Regions from separate parts of the Homo sapiens genome. Here all the other regions are linked to region 1. The links are chromatin loops, found by intact Hi-C in ENCODE. Cell type or tissue: mammary epithelial cell. All regions are shown on one strand. Links, peaks and the distances in the headings refer to the core of each region. The heading gives the core; the rest is flanking DNA. Region 1 holds the start of GRAMD2A (GRAM domain containing 2A). Region 2 overlaps CELF6 (CUGBP Elav-like family member 6). Region 3 holds the start of MIR630 (microRNA 630).

Region 1 (6,240 bases), core at 859-5,858:
TCTTCAGGCTATTCAGAAAATTCTCCCAAGGGGAAGTTGGGAAGGAGAACTTCTATTTGGCCCCAGCCTAAACTCTCCTGGAAGCTCGATGGGGCCTCTGTCAGCTTTCCCCTCTGGACCTGCCCATTTGTCCCAGAGGTGCCCACTGAGGCTACCTCAATGCCTGTCAAACTAAAACTTAAACCTAAGAGTGTCTGCAGCATGGTCTCCAGCCAGCCTGATCAGAAGACTATGGAGGGGGCCAGGCACGTGGCTCACACCTGTAGTCCCTGTAATGCTAGCACTTTGGGAGGCTGAGGTGGGTGGATCACCTGAGGTCAGGAGTTCAAGACCAGCCTGGCCAACATGGTGAAACCCCATCTCTACTAAAAATACAAAAATTAGCTGGGCGTGGTGGTGGGCACCTGTAATCCCAGCTACTCGGGAGGCTGAGGCAGGAGGATCACTTGAACCTGGGAGGCAGAGGTTGCAGTGAGCCAAGATCCCACCACGGCACTCCAGCCTGGGTGACAGAGTGAAACTGTCTCAGAAAAAAAAAAAAGAAAAAAGAAGGAGGGGCATACTGACTCCTCACTGAAGAATGGGATAGACACCCTCTATTCTACCTCTCCCAGCAAGGCCATAAGTCTTTGCTCTGAAAGGAGCCAGACTTTAGAGCCGGCTACAGGTGGACATGGGGTGAAGACATCAGGTTGCGAGGGTACCCTCTCTCGTTCCCTAGGAGCCTGGCCCCTGCAAGGAGGGGCACCTTTAAACAATCAAGCATAGTGAGTGGGGCGGCAAGCAGAGCAGAGACACAGACGACAGCGGGGTGGAGCCCCACCAGTCCCTCTGAGTATAAGGCAGAGGGAGTCCCGCTGGGGTCCACATCCCTGTGTGTCTCGGGCTGATTTGGACACAAGGCTCACACATTCATCCTACCTGCCCCAGTGCTAGCTGGCCGAGGATGCCAGGCTGTACCCGACCTTAGGCTGTGCGGCTTGGAACCTGGACCGGGGCAGGAATTGACAGGTTCCCCCAAACAATGTCACTCCCAGGACCCTAAGACCTCAAGCAGCAGAAACCACAATTCTGGATGTTACGTGCAGCGCCAGCTCCTGTCTGCCCTGCCTCCTTATCCCTTTCTCCCAGGGCGACTTTGGACCAGGTCTCGAGGCCGGGAGACCGGCCCCAGCCCGCCCGACCGGGATGGGCCTGGCGCCCGGGGGAGGCCGCGTCGTGCTGAGACAGCTCCGAGCTGCCTCCCCGCAGCCGCGGGCCGCTACAATACGGATTCGGCGGCGAGAGGAAACAGTCTGGCCCTCCAGGGGACGCAGGGAAATCCAACCTTTGGGTCGGGGGCAATTAGGACTGGGAGTCGATACCGCGGGCAACGAATGATGAATGAATAAATGAAAGGATGAACAGAGTGGCGAGGCGGAGATGGGCCATGCGGGGCGTCCCGAGGAGGGTGCCCTTCCTTGCCCCGATGCTGCCGGGACCGTCCCTCATCCCCCAGGTCGCAGCAGACTCAGCCAAGACACCCGGTCCTAGTGCGAACACCTCGCGGGCCCCGGGAGACGCCTGGGCGCGCGGTGCAGCTCTGGCCCGGAGCCCGCATTCCGGCGGCCGGGAAGTGCCTGCCCCGTGGGCAGAACGCGCCGAGTTGCCGCGGCCCCAGGAGCCGTCCTGCCCCGCGCGGCAGCAGCCCCTCGCGGCGGCCTCCGGAACCCCCGAGACCGGCCCCCGGGCCGCAACCCCTTACCCGCCCTCCTCGGTGGCCTCGCTCCGGCTTAAAGCGGTCATCCCGGCGCCTGCACCCAGCGCCCCGACCGCGCGCCGGGACCCAGCGCCCGCCGGACCCCGCCCGCCCCGTCGAGAGCCCGCCCCGCCCGCCCGCCCATTGGCGGGTCGCGCGGGCCGGGCACAGCCCATTGGCCGTTCCTCCCCCTCATTCCCCAGCTTCCCCAGCTTCTCTCCTTCCCCACCTTCCCCAGGTGGGGCTCCAAGCTCTGAGCAGATCCTAGCGCTCGGTTCCCCGGACTGGGAGGTCCCGGAGGCCAGGGCCTGGCGCGGCACCTCCTGTCCCTCACGTCGAGGGTATTGTGTCCCCTCTGGACGCTTCTGTCGTCCTAGTCTTGCGGCTTGGGTCCCTCTGCAGGAACCAATTCCGGCCCCTCTCCAACCTAACCCTTCCCAACATAGAGCTCCGGATAAGTTTCAATTTTACCGTCAGTGGGGAACACCAAAGGGGATATTGAACACCATGGTCTGACAGCCAAGTCACCACCACGAACCCGGGAGCCAGGATGCTCCCACGCACTTTTGCCGGAGTTAACATTGCAGTTTCTCCAAGGAAATACACTTTTGGAGGAGTCTGCAAAGGGGCTGAAGGTGGACACAAATCAAAGGCAGGGAAGCAGAGGCACGTGCGCTCAGTGTGACAATGAGCTTTTGCCTGGCCTGCAGGCCCTTTCCTCTTCCATCCCCACCAGGACACTTGGTCCTTGGGAGTGTGGTCAGGGGAGAGGAAAAGCGCAGGCCAGATTTGGTCCCATTCCCAACTCTCTCCCCCAGCCCTTTGGCACTACAGCATCATGGTGGGAGGGCACCAGCAAACAGGAGGGGTCCCAAGGGGAGCCTAGGTCCACAACTGAGGACCTGGGAGCCAAACCCAGTCTCAGGCGCCCAGAGCTGACTCCTCCTACAGCCCCCATAAGGGATACGCTAATGCAGGAAGACCAAAGTGGAAGAACCATGGCCAAGGCCACTTTGCAATTTGGGTTTATCTACCAGAGTGGGAGGGAGGCCTTGTCCCTGCTCTTTCCCATCTTCGGTTCACGTAAGCCATTAAAGTCTCCCCGCAGCACTGAAGGGGGCAACCTGTAACCCTAAGATAGTAAGCTACTGCTTTCCCAGCGCCTCTGCACCAGGAGGTGGGCAGGATGGCAGGTGACACCACCATAGCTCCCACTGCGGGGCACGAGGCTGCAGCCATTCCCAGCCTGCTCAGAGGGCAGGGTTCAACCACCTCCCCCTCCCCAGCAGAAAAGAGAGGAAACAGGTGCTTCAGCTGTTGTTTATTGACATACAGGTAGGCTCTATAGCAACAGGCCTGGAGGTGCTGCAGTAGTGGGGGAAAATGGAAGGTGGAGGGTGGAGTGTTTGCTGCAGGACAGCTGAGTGGAGGGTGGGGACAGGTGCAAACTGGAGAGGCCTAGAGAGCTAGAGAAGCAAGTAAGGGCCAGGGCCAGAGTCGGCTTCAATGGAACAACAGCCCAGTGCCCTAAGGCCCCTAACTCTTGCTGGCTGTTTCTTGACCCCAAGCCAGGGTTGGGAGTCCTCTGGGCATCCATTTTTTCTAAAGGAACTGGACAGAGTACACACAGGAAAGGAAGCTGTCACCCTCTTGCCATCTGGCTCCAGGGGCCTCCAGTCCAGCATTCCTCCTTCTTCCCTTGATTGGGTGGGGCCACATGATGGGCAGCCAGGCTCTGGGCTGTCCCACTAGAGCAGGCTGCAAACACAGCCATGTTTCAGTGAGGCGTTGATCTTCTTCCCTGGTGTCCCAACCTACCAGTGCCACGTTACAGCCCAGAGTGAGTTCTACAAGCGTTGCTGGCCTAATGGATGGGCTGGGGGAAGGGGGTGGGACAGGGGCTGGAGGAGGGGCTCTGGGGTCCATCACGGCACAGGAACAACACGCATGGTGTTGGTGAAGCCGGAGCCAGGGCGCCATCCGGTCAGCACAATGACCACATCTCCCTTCTTGAAGAAGCCTCGGGCCTTGCCTGGAGGAAGAGAAGGGAGGTTGGTGAGTAAAAGCCAAGCCAGGCAGGTTTGCACCTGGGCAGCTGCCCCATAGCCTGAGTACTGAACTAGGCTGGCTGACCACTACTTCCTCACACCACAAGGTGGCACCAAACTCACAGCCCAGGCAAACAGGAGGAAGGCCCTGAAATGTCCTTATCACTCAGATGGCAGGGTTGGCAGGGACCTTTGGACATCATTCACTATCCTGGAGAGGGTGCAAAGCCTTGCCCAGGGTCAGAGCTAGCTGCTTCCTGTCATCTGATGATACCCTACCTTATACAGGGACAATGGCCACATCAGTACGTAATCTGTGTATGCCACCCCACAGCACAGGAGCTGTGGCCAATTTTATTTAAAAAAAAAACAAAAAACAAAAAAAACTCTCAGTAATGAGCAGATGCCAAAAAATGGACAATTTTGCTTTGAGCCCCAGACTAGAAGAGAAGAGGAACTGAATTGCTCAGCCCTACAACTCAAAGGACCCTTTTCCCTCCTGGCTCAGCTTAGGACTTCGGAGAATGAGAGATTCAGAATGAACATTCCCAATAAGGGAGAGGAACAGTCGCTGGGCCTTTTGCCCCACTAAGGTCTGTGTGTTCCCCTTTCTATTCCCCAAACTTTCGGGGTCCCACAGAAGCCAATGCTCAAGCATCCCCAAGCTCCTCTAGGCTCTAGCCCCTGCTCCAGCCACGTACCAACATTCATGGCAAAGTTCACCCGGAGGTCCACGTCCTCAGCCCAGGCCTCCTGGACTGGGTCCTTGCACAGCACAGGGAAGATGCCACGGTACAGGTGGGCCTGACGAGCTGTCTGGGGATTCCGGGTCACAGCAATGATGGGGGCACGTGGGCGGTATCTGGCCACCTGGTGAGCAGACCTGAGATGGGATGGGGGACATACAGAAGAGACCATTACACGAGGCCCCAGGAAGTACCCTCAGGGCGTTCAAACAGCTCACCCTCTCATCCAGCTCACTGAGGGCTCTGGCCTCTTCAACATCTGCTCCCTAGGACCCCTCCCGAGGCTCGGGCAGCCCCTCATCCTATATCCCCCACAGCATGCTAGGTTACCATTTGCCCTCTACCCCCATTCCACAGGCCAAGGGCTCAGGATCACCTTGACCCAGCAAGATCAGCCTCACCCACTTACCCCACACAGCCCATGGTTGGCAGAACCCCTCCTACACCCTGAACTCTGACACAGAGAGGCAGCCCTGGCCCAATGTCACCAGCACCCATTCCTCTCGCTGCCAATGACAGTGACAAGCCAAGCAGCACGTGACTAGCACCTGACTCTTGACATCTGCAAGGAGCAGTAGCAGAGCTGACCAGCCCCCTGGGAATCAACATCAGGCTTCTCTACTTTTGTGCCCTCTCCCTGCCCCACATGGCCCCTAGCTCCTGAAACAGTCCCAGCAACTGGGCTATAAAGGCCCAGAATCAAATCTGAGTATCTAGATGAGGCTTAGAAATCTAGGTGCTACTCAGCAGGCAAGAACAGGAAATGGGAGTGTTGCTGCAGGAGCAGCTCTGCCTGCCAAAGCTCCTTTGGAAGGCAGGGGACCCTTCTAAAGCCCCTCTGCCAGGCACTTTCTTGAACACTGACACTGCACACTTGTAGCTGCAGCTGTGTCTCAGGAGCTGGGGAGGGGCACCAGAAGGGAAGTTATGAGGACACTCAACAGGTGTCAGGGAAACTTAAGCCACATCACAGCAGAGAAGTCCCTGCACTTCACGCTTGGCCTCTATGCAAGGCCTTCAGAGGGAAGCAATTGCTGAAGCCAGGACCAGCTGAGTGAAACCCCAGAAGACTAGAGCTTAAAATAGCCAAACAGCAAGAACTGGACCTTTTAAGAAAGGTCAACCCTACGGGTTGGAGCTGTTCAGCCAAGAGTGGGAGGCTGGAGCCCTCTGCTGAGGGCATCTGCACAGAGCTTGTGTCCTGGTTCTCTGGGCTGCCCACGCCCATCTGCTGCTCCTCAGTGCATGGGCACTGCCTGTTTGCTCCCCTCTTCCAGGAAACCCTTGCTGCCCTGTGGACAGGGACAAGGAGCATACTCCCTAACTAGGAGAGTGAAGGACATTAACTCAATGTCCTGGGCCAAGGAAGGGATCCCAAGTTGGAGGCCCAGCATAGGCCACACAGTCCTCAGCCTGGCTGCCAGGCCCCACAGAATGTCAGCCAAGATAGCACAGCAACCTCTCCTGAGCTGGAACCCAATTTGTCTTTAGGGCTCAAAAACAGCAGGGACTAGTGTGCCAAATGGAGGCACAGTAAACAGCATTTAAATAAATTCATTTCCCAACTGAAATTTTTAAAGAGCACATAGTAACTGGAATAAGCAAAAGTGGTTATCTTTTACAATTTTAGAGGACTAAATTTTCAATATCAAATAACCATTTGTAGTCAGCCTGTGCACTGTTATGTAATAAATCTCCAGCATAAATT
Region 2 (6,240 bases), core at 745-5,744, 110 kb after region 1:
CCAGGATGGTCTCAAACTTCTGGGCTCAAGCGATCCTTGGACTTCATCCTTTCAAAGTGCTGGGATTACAGGTGTGAGCCGCTATGCCCAGACAGGAAAGGGTTTTAAGTAGAGGAATCATCTAGTCAGTTTTGTCTTATGAAGGATCCCATAAGCTGTCACTATGTGGAGAAAGGATTGGAAAAGGAGTGATTAGAGGCAAGAAGATCAGTGGCACAGGTGAGAGGTGAATGTGACCTGGATAGAAAGAAATGAACAGATTTAACAGATGTGTAGGAAGAATTAACTGGGCTATAGTTCTATTGGATATGTGGACCCGGGAAGAGGAGGGCATATTGGCTGAGCCTCAGGTTCATCGCTTGGGAGTTGGGGAAGGTGGGAGTTTGGGAGTTTGGGGGTACAAGGAAGTCCCCAGGGGAGGAACCCAAGAGAGTAAGAACAGAGTTGGGGAGAGCAGGGCTCTGAGCCTTCAGTCCCCACAGAGCAGTGGTGATGGAGGACACCTGGGATTTAGGCATGTTATGTGTGGCTGGAGGAGAAAGAGAGCTGCCCCCATGAGCTTCCTGGGCAACCTATTATATATATCTTGTTCCTGCCATGGGCAGAGGAGGGACATGGCAGTGGGATAATCAGGACGTAATCAGGAGTCCCCCTTGAGGAAAAGAGGACATTGCCTCCCAGGCCAAAAACTTGTCCTGGGACTTCAGGTGAGCTCTTGCCCTGGCTGAGCACCTGTTCCCTTAAGAATTTCCCAGGTGGAGTCCAGGCCCATGTCTGCTTCAGAGCCCAGCCCTGGAGGGGAATTCAAGGGATAGAATGTCAGAGAGAACAACCTATTCCAGGCAATGGAGTGGGAAAGGTCAGAGGCCGCACAGACACGCACAGGGCCCTGGACCTTCTGCCCCAGTGAGCAGAAGGGAGAGCAAAACCCTACCTAACTCTCTGCCCTGATTTGTCTAAAATTCCTCCCTTTGGGCTCAGCATTGCCCTTTTCAGATTCTTCTGCCCTGATGCCAACTATTCTTTTCACTGAGCACTCACACCCTCAGCACTCCCCATTCCATGGGAAGAGTTTATCAGAACCTTCTTGAGGAAGGGAACACTGGTAGGTCTGGGAAAGGTGTCAGGAGGTGCAGGGCAGAGTGGGACAGAAAAAAACCAAACTTTCTAATTTTTAGTACTTTGTTTTACCTCACCCCCCTCCTCTAATTCAACCCACTGTCAAGTCCCATTGGTTCTAGAATCTATATGGATATCCTAAACAGCTCTGAAATCTAACCTCTTATCTCCTTTCCTGGCCTATCTCCAGCTCTAGGCCAGCATCACCATTCATCCACACTCAAGCAACACTGCACTAAAGGGTCATCCAGCCTGCAGTGTTGCTTCCTTTCCAACCCAACCTTCTTCACACCATAGCCAGAGTAATCTTTTTTTTTTTTTTTTGAGACAGCGTCGACCTCCAGGGCTCAAGCAACCCTCCCACCTCAGCCTCCCAAGTAGCTGGGACTACAGGGGCACACCACCACACCTGGCTAATTTTTAAAAAACTTTTGTAGAGACGGGGTCTCACTATGTTGTCCAGGCTGGTCTCAAACTTCTGGGCTCAGCGATCCTCCAGTCTCAGCCTCCCAAAGTGCTGGGATTACAGGCATGAGCCACTATGTCTGGCCCAGAGTAATCTTTTGAACCTAGTCTCTTACTCTTCTCTGCTTAAAATCCACCTCTGTTCCCCCATTGCAAGCCTCCTGTTAAAGCCCAAGATTCTAAGACTAGCTGTCAAAACTTGTGAGTCTTTCTTCCACTGCTGCCCAACATGCACGATTCTCTCTACTCATGTGGAGCCTTAGCTATCTTTGCTAGACACCTTCCCTGCCAGTGTTCACACTGTCCCCAAATTTTCTTGTCTTTTAGGTTTCTAGATCCTCAAATATGATAAAATATGATCATGATTCAGCTCAGATAACATCTCTGCAAAGCATCTACTCCCTCCCCATTTCTTTTTATTCTTTTCTTTATTCCTTTATTTATTTATTTATTTTTATTTTGTATTTTTGTATTTTTAGTAGAGACGGGGTTTCACCATGTTGGCCAGGCTGGTCTCAAACTCCTGACCTCAAGTGATCCGCCCGCCTCAGCCTCCCAAAGCGCTGGGATTACAAGTGTGAACCACCGCACCCGGCCTTTTCCTTTACGGTTTGACTCTGGGACTCCCTCCCCAATTCTGGTCTCTCTTTTACTTGCCCAGATGTATGCCTGAGTGAGATGCAATGAGGCTCACCTTTTTTCTTTTTTTTTTTTTTTGAGACAGAGTCTCGCTCTGTCACCCAGGCTGGAGTGCAGCGATGCGATCTTGGCTCACTGCAAGCTCCGCCTCCCAGGTTCACGCCTTTCTCCTGCCTCAGCCTCCCGAGTAGCTGGGACTACAGGCGCTCGCCATCACGCCCTGCTAATTTTTTGTATTTTTAGTAGAGACGGGGTTTCACTGTGTTAGCCAGGATGGTCTCAATCTCCTGACCTCGTGATCCGCCCGCCTCAGCCTCCCAAAGTGCTGGGATTACAGGCGTGAGCCACTGCACCCGGCCAATGAGACTCATTTTTAAGAAGCATCTTGAGGGCAAAGACTCAGACTCATTCATGAAGTGGTTGCTAGCACATACAGTGCCTTTCTGTAAATTATAAAAAGGCACTCCCCAACCCTGGGATGAATGAGAAAAAATGTGCCCTTTCCTCTGGGCTGACAAAGCCTTGAAATAATGTGCATGACTTAGTCAATAGAGCATGGCTGGATTTTTGCCCCCATCTGCCCTCTCTACCCAAGCTGTTTTGTGCAGGGCACAACTTGCAAAAGCAAATGTACTCCCCTACTCAGTAACATCTGCCTTCTTCACAGCGTTTGAAGGGATGGCTTCCCAAAGAAAGGGAAGTCAGGAACAGGGAGATAAACAAATAGGGAGGCACCTTATGCATCTCGTAAGTGGGGCTGAGGCTAGGCCTCACCCTCTTCAGGTGGATTCTGGAGCATAAAGTGAGGCTAAAAGAAGGAATTCTGGCTTCATCAGGAAGAGGCTGCAGGAGGTGGGAGCCAGGTGGGACAGACCAACCAAGGTTTGAAGGAGTTCTCGAATAGGGAGGCAAGCTTTCATAGGGGACAGAAATTGGCAGGGGACAAATGGAGAGGAGCCAAGCAAAAGAAGGTCTTAGTCAATCAGAATCCATGAAATTCTTGGCCAGGAGTGGTGGCTCACGCCTGTAATCCTAGCACTTTGAGAGGCTGAAGCGGGCAGATCACTTGAAGTCAGGAGTTCAAAACCAGCCTGACCAACATGGTGAAACCCTGTCTCTACTAAAAATACAAAAAAATTAGCTTGGCGCGGTGATGGGTGCCTGTAATCCCAGCTACTTGGGAGGCTGAGGCAGGAGAATCACTTGAACCCTGGAGGTGGAGGTTGCAGTGAGCTGAGATGGCACCACTGCACTCCAGCCTGGGTGACAGAATGAGGCTGTGTCTCAAAAAAACACAAAAAACAAAAAACAAACCATGAAATTCCCCCTAGGGTTTCAGACTTTTCTCTCTGGGGGCTGACCTAGCCTTTTCTGGTCCCATGGTGACAGTCCTGCCTGATGCCAGCAGGAATTCAGATTAAAGTCTTGTCCCTGCTTCTCCAGCAGGTGGCAGCTGTGCTCAGGACCCAATGGCAGCAGAGAGCTGGGCACTCCTCCTCCATGCTGGTGGGCCTAAGGCCAGGCGACTAAAGTTGCTGCTGTCCCTGGCAGGCCCAGAGGAAAGATTGATGGCACAGGCATTGCTGGGGCTGGCCAACACAGCCATTGATTTTCATTTAGGAGAATAATTAAATATTAATTTTCACTTTGTTAAGCTGGAGAGGGTGAATAAAGCCAATCCTGACAGTATCAGAGGAAGCCAGGCCATGTTGGAGACCTGCAGATGAAACAGTGAGAGGGGGAAGATGTCCCCAGTCACCATTCTCTCTAGAACCTAAGACCCCTGTCTGCTACCTGGTTGTCTCAGGTCACAGTACAGTGGTTAAGTGAATGAGTTCTAGGGCCAGATTAGCTGGGCCCAAAGTCCAGATCTTCCCATTATTAACTATATGACCTTGGGCAAGTCACTTGATTCTTATGACTTAGTTTTCTCACCTGTAAAATGGGAATGCCAATAACAATACCTTATTTAGGCCTGGTGCGGTGGCTCATGCCTGTAATCCCAGCATTTTGGGAAGCCAAGGTGGGTGGATCACTTGAGGCCAGAAGTTCAAGACTAGCCTGGCCAACATGGTGAAACCTCATCTCTACTAAAATTACAAAAATTAGTTGGGCAGAGCCCTGTGTCTTGTGGAGGAGAGATTTTTTTCCTCCCAAAGTTTATCTTAATTTTTTTGGGGGGGACCTCCCATTTCCTTTCAGGGTAAAGCCTGGCATTCAAAGTTTCATCTTCAACTGCTGCCCTCTGTAGATCTTCCCTCCAGCTTCCCTCCATGCTCACGTGGGCCTCCCCCACAGTGCCAGCCGCATTTCACACCCACCTGTTCCTTCTGTGTCTGCACCTTTACCATGCTGTTTCCCACATGGAATGTTACAGCTTGTCTCATTGACTCTCAGTTCTAGAAGCAGAAGTCATTTGCTCCCATGATTAGATGAATGATGAGTTCTACTCCTACTCCTACTAATGCTGCTGTTACTATTACTGTTACTATCACTACTACCACCAGCTAACTCATATCGAGTGCTTATTTTCTGCCAAGAACAGCATTGAGTACTTTAGTTCACTTAATGACTTAGCTCATTTAACCACGACAACAACCCTATGAGTTTAACTTTACAGGTGAGGAAACTTAGGCTTAGCAGTAAAGACTTGCCCAAAGTCACAAAGCTAGTGAGTGGTGGGCCTGGATCCACACCCAGGTCTCTCTGACTCAGGAGCTTGCATACAGAGGACCAGTGATGGTGACAAATTGGTGTTACTTGGCACTTAGTCCCCAAAAGTGAGGCTAAAGGTGCTTCAGTTACTGTGCTTGGTTCTAGGAGCTGTCACCCCATTAACAGCTTGATTAGCTCTTGGCGAAGCTTGCTCCATTGCTTGGTAGCTCCAATTCAGAGAAGTGACTTCTTTATACTGAGCTGAAATCAGTGCCTATTTCTTATTATATTAACTGATCCGAATCTTGCCTTCTGGGATCACTCATAGAAAACCAAACCCCTCTTCTAGAATCTGAAGGTAGTTACCCCAACCCCAACAGTAGTACTTATTGAGATCTTACTCTGTGCCAGGCACTTGCTAAGCCTCAAGTAATCCTCACTACAGCCAAGCGAGCTAGGTGTTAGTATAACCCACTCCTCATATCTAAAGAGACTGAAGCTCAGGAGTCCAAGTAACGTGCCCAGAGACACAGAACTGATAAATGGCAGAGCTGGGATTCAAATCCAGGTCTGTGAGACTCAAAACCCAGTGTTTTTTTTTTTTTTTTTTTTTTTGAGACTGAGTCTCACTTTGTTGCCCAAGCTGGAGTGCAGTGGCATGATCTTGGCTCACTGCAACCTCTGCCTCCCAGGTTCAAGTGATTCTCTTGCCTCAGCCTTCCAAGTAGCTGGGACTACAGGCATCTGCCACCATGTCTAGCTAATTTTTGTATTTTTAGTAGAGACAGGGTTTCACCATGTTGGCCAGGCTGGTCTCGAACTCCTGACCTCAGGTGATCTGCCCGCCTTGTCCTCCCAAAGTGCTAGGATTACAGGCGTGAGCCACCGCACTCGGCCTCAAAAACCAGTATTTTTAATTATTAGCTTATGATGCCTCCCTATTAAAGTCCCTCTAAGCCCTATCTCCTCCAGTTAAATCATCCCAACTCTTCCAAACTATTATTCCAAATATATCTTGTGTCTTTACTTCATCCTCGTCTCTTTCTTGTAGACAAACGACTCTCTTAAATTTGAGAGGCCTAGAACTGGACATAGTCCCAAGTTTGGCCTGTGAATGGCATTTAAACAGTGCTCTGTTCTAGACACACCGCTTCTTGGACAAGAGAAAACAAGGCTGTATAGTATGACTTGCTCTTGGTAAACCCATGCTAGTTACTAACGATCACCCCTTTATTCTGCCATATGGTCAGTAGGTCCCACCTTGCCTTTTGTTGACTGATTATCCATTAGCCAAGACCAGACCAGGTACCATTGGTGCCTACAAGCCAAGCTGCCTGTAGAATCAGGTCTCCCCTAACTTTA
Region 3 (6,240 bases), core at 495-5,494, 390 kb after region 1:
GTGTCTGTACATCTAGACCTGAACATGTGCCTATTAAAATAAAAAATAGGTGCTTGGTTCCGAGTCTGGATAAACTATAGGGATGCCTTAAAAATAAGTAAATGCCTCTTTTTTTATTATTAGAGGCTGACAACAAGTTTTTTTTTTTTTCTCTTTGATTACAGATACTGTGAGAGTCGACGAAGGGTTTTGTTACAGCATGTGCATGAAGGCTATGAAAAAGATCTGTGGGAGTACATTGAGGACTGAGAATGGCCCTGCATAAAATGAACTCTGAAAACTTTACCATCTAGAGTGCTCATGCAATTAAAACAAAACAAACACAAACAAGGAGGCACTAAGCCTATTCTGACACCACTGGTCTGTAGTACCAGAATTGTTTTGTTAATGGAAAGTTTAAGTAAATTATATTGTAATAAAAAGGTAGATAAACCATTGTACAACAGTATTCTAGGCCACCAACAAAAGTGTGACAGACACACTAAAAGCCCTCCAACTTTAACTTGTAACGTAGCTTCATTCTCAAAGCTGACTCCTTTTTTTTCTTTTTCCTTTTCCTGAGTGTAGTACAGTTAAAATTTCAAACAGCTCCTTGACACTGCTTTTCATGTTCAAACCAGCCATTTTGTTGTACTTTGGTAAAGGACCTCTTCCCCTTCCTCCCCTACACATACAGATACACCCACACACAGACTGACTCTCTTTCTCTCATACCCCAAGGTCATGAGTGAATGATGCTTAGTTCCTTGTAAAGAAAATCTTGGGATGGGGAAAGGGGTAGGCAGCAAGAGGATTCAACAAACGAAAAACATAAAAACTTTGTATATGACTTTTAAAACAAGAGGACAACACAGTATTTTTCAAAATTGTATATAGCGCATATGCATGGACAAAGCAAGCGTGGCACGTGTTTGCATAATGTTTAATTACAAAAAAATATTTATTCTTTAAAAATCTTCAAGATTATGTCTATTTGCTGTGCATTTTCTTTCAGTTTGCTTATCTTTCCCGGGTTGGGGTTGGGATAAAGGTGTGTCGGTTTAGCACCTCTGGAAGACCTATCTAGAGCTCTTTCACTTTCCTGAGGTTATTTTGCCCTTTCTGGTGTTGGTATGTCTGTTGCCGGCCATGGGCCTCATGCCTTGAATTCCTGCTCTTGATCAGGGACAAGGGAGGTCAAGCTCTGACTAATGCCATGACCTGATTAAGGGGTACAGCAGGGAGTTTTGTTGCTACAGCTCATGAATTAACCTGTCCCAACCTAATCCCCCTCCATGGCATCATGCCTCTACCCAAGCCTTTGTGTGCCCATGTTATGCACACAGCTGTAGGCATTCTTAAGTCCCCTGTCGCATCCAGTGGAAGCATTTTAAAATTTCTTTTACTTTTTGGTTTTCCCTTAATTGCTGCTTTTCAGATTTTAGTTATGGCTCGTCTGCTCACCCCTTCTCTACATTAGGGTGTCAAAGAGAATGTTTTGCTTTAAATATAAATAGCCATTCATTTAGTCTCAGATTGTGAATTTAAAATGGTGGATACCGAAATTGCTTGTGTGTGTTGCTGTGGGTTTGGTTTGAAGGCAAACACCCCTAGAACATGATATTCCCATCTAGTGCATTTAAATAGAAATCACTGAGTTTGCTGCTTTTTTATTGTCAGCAGATAGGAGAATTAATAATGCATTTTAGCTGTGATGTCCATTTTTATGAAATTCCTACTAAGAGCTATGTTAAAAGTAAAGGATGGTGGTGGTTGTATTAACTATATACCTGTTTAGGCCATTCTGGCTGTGGTATTTTTCAATAGGTCAGCATCTGTAAATCTGTCAGTTTTATACAGGAGTGCAGAGTGAACTAGGCAACTAGATTAAGAGGTCTAAATATGAAATACCAGTTGAGGCTGAGGACCTCTTCGTCTTCCTTTAAATGTCTTTTGCCTAGGGAGTGTTTACCATTTGTGAGGCAGCTTTGTCTGCTCTTACACTGTACATCCTATTACTCCATTGGGAAGTAGGTTCACTTTCCTCTGGCCTTTTGCCTAAGTTAGGCTTTGCTGAATCAACCCTACTTTTCCTTTTAGAAAAGGTTGTTACAGGAGATTTACTGGCAACTGTTCTTTTCCCATCAAAAATCAGTGAATGTTTGCTGAGTATAAATGCTGCTTCCTTAAACCACTTGTCGCTTTAGGATCAACTTTACCTGTACCTTTTCTCCTTTCCTCCCTTGCCACCTCAGGTGCAAATCTGAACTCAGTGTCTGCTTCTTCCATTTTCTCGTCTCTCTCCCCTCTTCCCCCATTATCCATATGACATTATTTTACTTCAAATGACAGCATCAATCTTAAAAAGATATACATTAAAACTAAGGAGTTTTTTTAAAGAAAGCCTGAATAAGTTCCTTTCCCTGGTAACTTTGAAAAGCAGTCAGAGTTGCTATATAGATATATGTGGCTCCTTTAAAATGCTTTGTGTATGTGTGGTGTTTAAAAAAAAAAAATCTTACCAGTTAACTTTGCAGTGTCTAGGTTTGAGTGTCATAAATCCACGTGTTCCTGTTGCAACAAATACCCAAAAATTGTGTGTGCACTTCCTAATACCAGTCTTCACCCATGGAGGAACAGTGCTTTTTAGAGATGCTTTCTATTTCAATGTTGGCATACTGCCTGAGGGTATTGCAGTTGTGGGTGCATTCCCTAATTTGTATGATCAAGATGAACTGGCCCTTTTCTACTTCCAAGCTTTTAACAGATACCACCATATTTGACAGAATTCCCAGAGTGAATTGCTTGTGTTATTAGTAGATTCAGTGCCCCCAGCTGGGATAGGCAAGCCATGACAGCTTCCCTGTTTCACCTACAGAAGTCTTATCTGAGGGATCTATTCACAGTAAGCACCAAGGTCTCCATGTCTTGAGGTCAGTTTCATTGTCTTTTGAAAAGTGCATGCTTCATTTGAACAATTCATTCAGCAGCAGATGGACTTTCAGTGATTTAAAATAAAATTTTGATCCAAAGCTCAGGACACAAACCACAGTGGTAAAATTGAGTAGCATATAATATCAGACTAAATTATCTGTAATTTTCCACAACCCAGATTGTATGTGTTTTATGTGTGTTTAAATAAATATGTTAGATACACGTGTATACATACACCCATATACAACAGATCCAAGACTGGCTGACTTCATTTGAAATGGTTGAATCTGCTGTGTAATAAAGTGGTTCAACCATGATTAGGAACTGAAATTTAGTAGAAGAGGGAAAAGGAGTTAATGTAACAAATTATTTTAGCTACAAACCCCGGTAATAGAGCACTTGGGGGATGGGATGGGGTGGGTTGGTGAGACAATCAGAATGGTAAATTGATTAAATGCTCCTAACCCTGTAATTTTGTGCATAGAGCACCCTATGCTGTGGAAATAACTGTTCTTAGATTTCATTGTAACTGGACTGTTCAGGTTGCCCAGAGGGAAAGAACATTCCTAATTCTAATAAAATAAACTTTTATTTTGTTATTCCATTAGTTACTTATGTTTATTTTTATAGTTAAAAAATGACTAAAGGTGGCTAATAGCCACCCGTATTATGTGCCTTATTCACTGTTCCCACTTAATATAAAATGTCAAAAATTGGTTGTTTCTTTGCAGGGAACTGTGAATGAGCCCATTCCCCCAACATTTAACTTGGTTAATGAAGCTTTCAGAGCATTTTCTGAAAGATTTCCAATTTCTGCATCTCAGATATTGAATTTAAATTGTTTGTGTTGTAACAGTGATACAAAAATGTTCAATAGCTCTTTGAATGCCACTTTTTTTAAAGAAAATACTTTAAAAGTCATTCTTAGCTAACCTCAAAACTCCTTTACATTACTTTCATTTTAGCTCACTCTTAAAGCTGATACTGTTATATAGGGATGAAGGGAGAGTTTTCTTAAAGAAGGTCCCAAAGTTGAAGATCGTTTGTCATTGATACTCTGGCCAAGTCCAGGTTTTAGGACAATTTAATTTACTCTTATTTGGATCTGTAATTATGGGAGTTTATCACTTTTCCTCTTCAAAGCACTTCAACTTACTGTCTAAAACAAGTGGAGAAGAAATTGCCATTTTTTATAAAGGAGGAAGATAAGGCTCACTGAGGTTAAATAACTCCCTCAATTTTTCATTTCCTTCTACCTGAAACTTAACATCATGCTACCTCTTTGTATCATATTTTGTTATTCTGGTCACAGAATGACCTAGTATTCTGTACCAGGGAAGGTAGTTCTTAACTATATTGTACTTTTAAACCACATTAAAGACTATTATAAATGCCTATCACTGCTACTGTTAGAGGTTGCTCTATACTATCTCTGATCTTTCATTTGTTGCAGTTTGCAACACAGTAGTTGAGAATAAGTGGTTTAGTATGATTTGCTTAATAGTACCCAAGTAATTTGCAGTTGTTGGTTTAGTTATTCAAATGAATTTCCATTGTAAAGAATTTTGGATAGTCTGCAGGAAATTGTTACAGGATGCACAGAACATCCCATATCCATTGGATCTCAGCCTTTGAGGCTTTAAAAAGATGATAAGCAGTGAGTTTTATGAGAAAATTTTGGCTCCTTCAGAAACAGGAAGATAAGTGGGCCCCTCAGATTTTTCATATATCTTTGGGGATAAAGTTGGTTATATCTGGTTTATTTTAGGGATTTTGCTTCTGTAGTTACCCAAGATCAAATAGCCAACTCAGAAATACTCAGTTGGATATCAATCAAATAGTGCCTACCAGGGGAGTAAACAGACAACTTTTAGGTTTTTAGTTTTTGCTTTTGTGTGGAGTTGAGTCCAATTTTTAAGGCAACTATTGTTGACCTTTCTCTAGGCGGTAGCATTTAGGATGGGAAAAAATAATATGAGTTATGTGCGAAAAGCAGTTTTCAGGCTATCATTTAGGGCCACAGATATGCTTATTTAGGACTATTTTCAGGGTAGGAGCCAGTTAAAGTTTGTATATCAGTCACACATTGATATGTAGCAGCTCTATCAATACCACAACAACCTTATTACCATAGTAATTCAGGGGTCTCAAGTAATCCAGGAGTCTCAAACTGAAATGTCAACAAGAGCCAAGTAAATATTTTAGAAATAGAGTACCCTGGAGTAGATGGGCTCTGAGAGGAGCCTGTGAAATCCAGACTTCATGTGAATTCTCTTAATTAAATGTGGGCCAAAGAAAACCCGGCCATGGGCAGTTTTTTTTTCCCAGCTTCTACTAGTCTTGGCTTGCAACAATGCCACTGTCCATCTGGCATTACCTAGACCAGTGATACTTAAACTTGACTGCGAATTGGAATCACTGAGAAGCTTTAAAAAATATTAGTGCCTGAGTGTTACTTTATGGAGATTATGATTTAATTGCTTTGGGTAGGCATCAGTAATTTTTGTAAAGCCCTTTACGCATTCTCACCCCTAATTCCAGCCGGTGATTCTCACATGCAGACTAGGTTGAGATCCTTGATCTAGACTGCCTTCTATAGTTGCAAAAAGAGAATATAGGCGAGCAACTCCAGATCATAAGGGACAAAATGATTCAAGGCAAATTGACTGGCTCAGAATAGGGCCTCACTGGAGGCCCTAGTTGAGTGGGTTTTGTGGAATGGTGCCTCCCAAGGGTCTGGTGTGCAGTGCCCAATTTGGTTTTTTGTTGGTTTTCTGGTAAGTGGTCCACCTTGGAGAAAATCACAAAACTAAAAGTCTTACCAAGAAGTAGAACTGACAAGCAGCCATGTTGATTGGCAGTACATTCTCTTACCAAGGGGGAGAAATCTATCTAGGGAAAATAATACAGAGTCTGAGCAAAGGAAGTTGAGTGGTTATAAGCAAAACTGTCATTAAAGCTAGTTGCGTCAAGTCTGCACAATTCCACGAGCACTTAAGAGTTTACAAGTTTCTCATGTCTATCATTCTTTTGATAATCTTGTATTTTTATTTCAAGTGTGGTATAGTAGTAAGAATATTGGTATTTCTCAGCCATAGATTTCCCTTTTGTAAAATGGGAATACTAATAGGAACTGTAATTTGTTGAGTGCTTTTTGCCAGATGCCTTACTTTTGTCTGTATCTTCCAAGCAGCCCTAAAGCAAAATGGGCATTGTTACCCTATTTTTATGAGGAAAGACACTCATATACTACTAACTTACTCAAAAGTTACACATTGAGTGTATAACAGGGCCATGCTTGTCTGATTCCATATGTTCATTCTATTA

The links. A loop is a pair of places that touch in the nucleus more often than their neighbours do. Peaks named below come from ENCODE experiments on the same cell type or tissue, not always from the same donor. Only the 100,000 strongest peaks of a DNase experiment are listed, where the experiment ranks them.
Region 2: a loop joins it to region 1, with 14 times the contacts of the local background. A loop is called at or near these places in 1 of 110 quality-filtered maps.
Region 3: it touches region 1 in a loop (8-fold over the local background); 1 of 110 quality-filtered maps calls a loop at or near these places.

The regions. Positions count from the first base shown.
Region 1 is chr15:72,195,987-72,202,226 of GRCh38, forward strand. GRAMD2A (GRAM domain containing 2A) reads right to left here and starts at 1,801. Exons shown (of 12, transcript NM_001012642.3): 1 at 1,745-1,801. The coding sequence starts at 1,785. It overlaps PKM (pyruvate kinase M1/2), which reads right to left. Exons shown (of 11, transcript NM_002654.6): 10 at 4,488-4,669; 11 at 3,043-3,770. The coding sequence ends at 3,664. RefSeq lists an enhancer at 1,239-1,418 and a silencer at 1,529-1,948. In mammary epithelial cell, for the core only: a CTCF peak has its summit at 3,892 (motif pointing right); DNase peaks (open chromatin) are centred at 1,235, 1,585, 1,965 and 3,885; H3K4me3 peaks cover 1,284 bases; H3K27ac peaks cover 1,208 bases.
Region 2 is chr15:72,309,120-72,315,359 of GRCh38, forward strand. The region is part of intron 2 of CELF6 (CUGBP Elav-like family member 6); the gene reads right to left. Among named protein-coding and RNA genes, the nearest start is that of CELF6, 7.9 kb to the right of the region's middle. In mammary epithelial cell, for the core only: a CTCF peak has its summit at 3,683 (motif pointing right); no DNase peak of the experiment used is centred there.
Region 3 is chr15:72,583,044-72,589,283 of GRCh38, forward strand. It overlaps ARIH1 (ariadne RBR E3 ubiquitin protein ligase 1), which reads left to right. Exons shown (of 14, transcript NM_005744.5): 14 at 165-6,240. The coding sequence ends at 249. MIR630 (microRNA 630) reads left to right here and starts at 4,174; the gene lies at 4,174-4,270. In mammary epithelial cell, for the core only: a CTCF peak has its summit at 2,822 (motif pointing left); no DNase peak of the experiment used is centred there.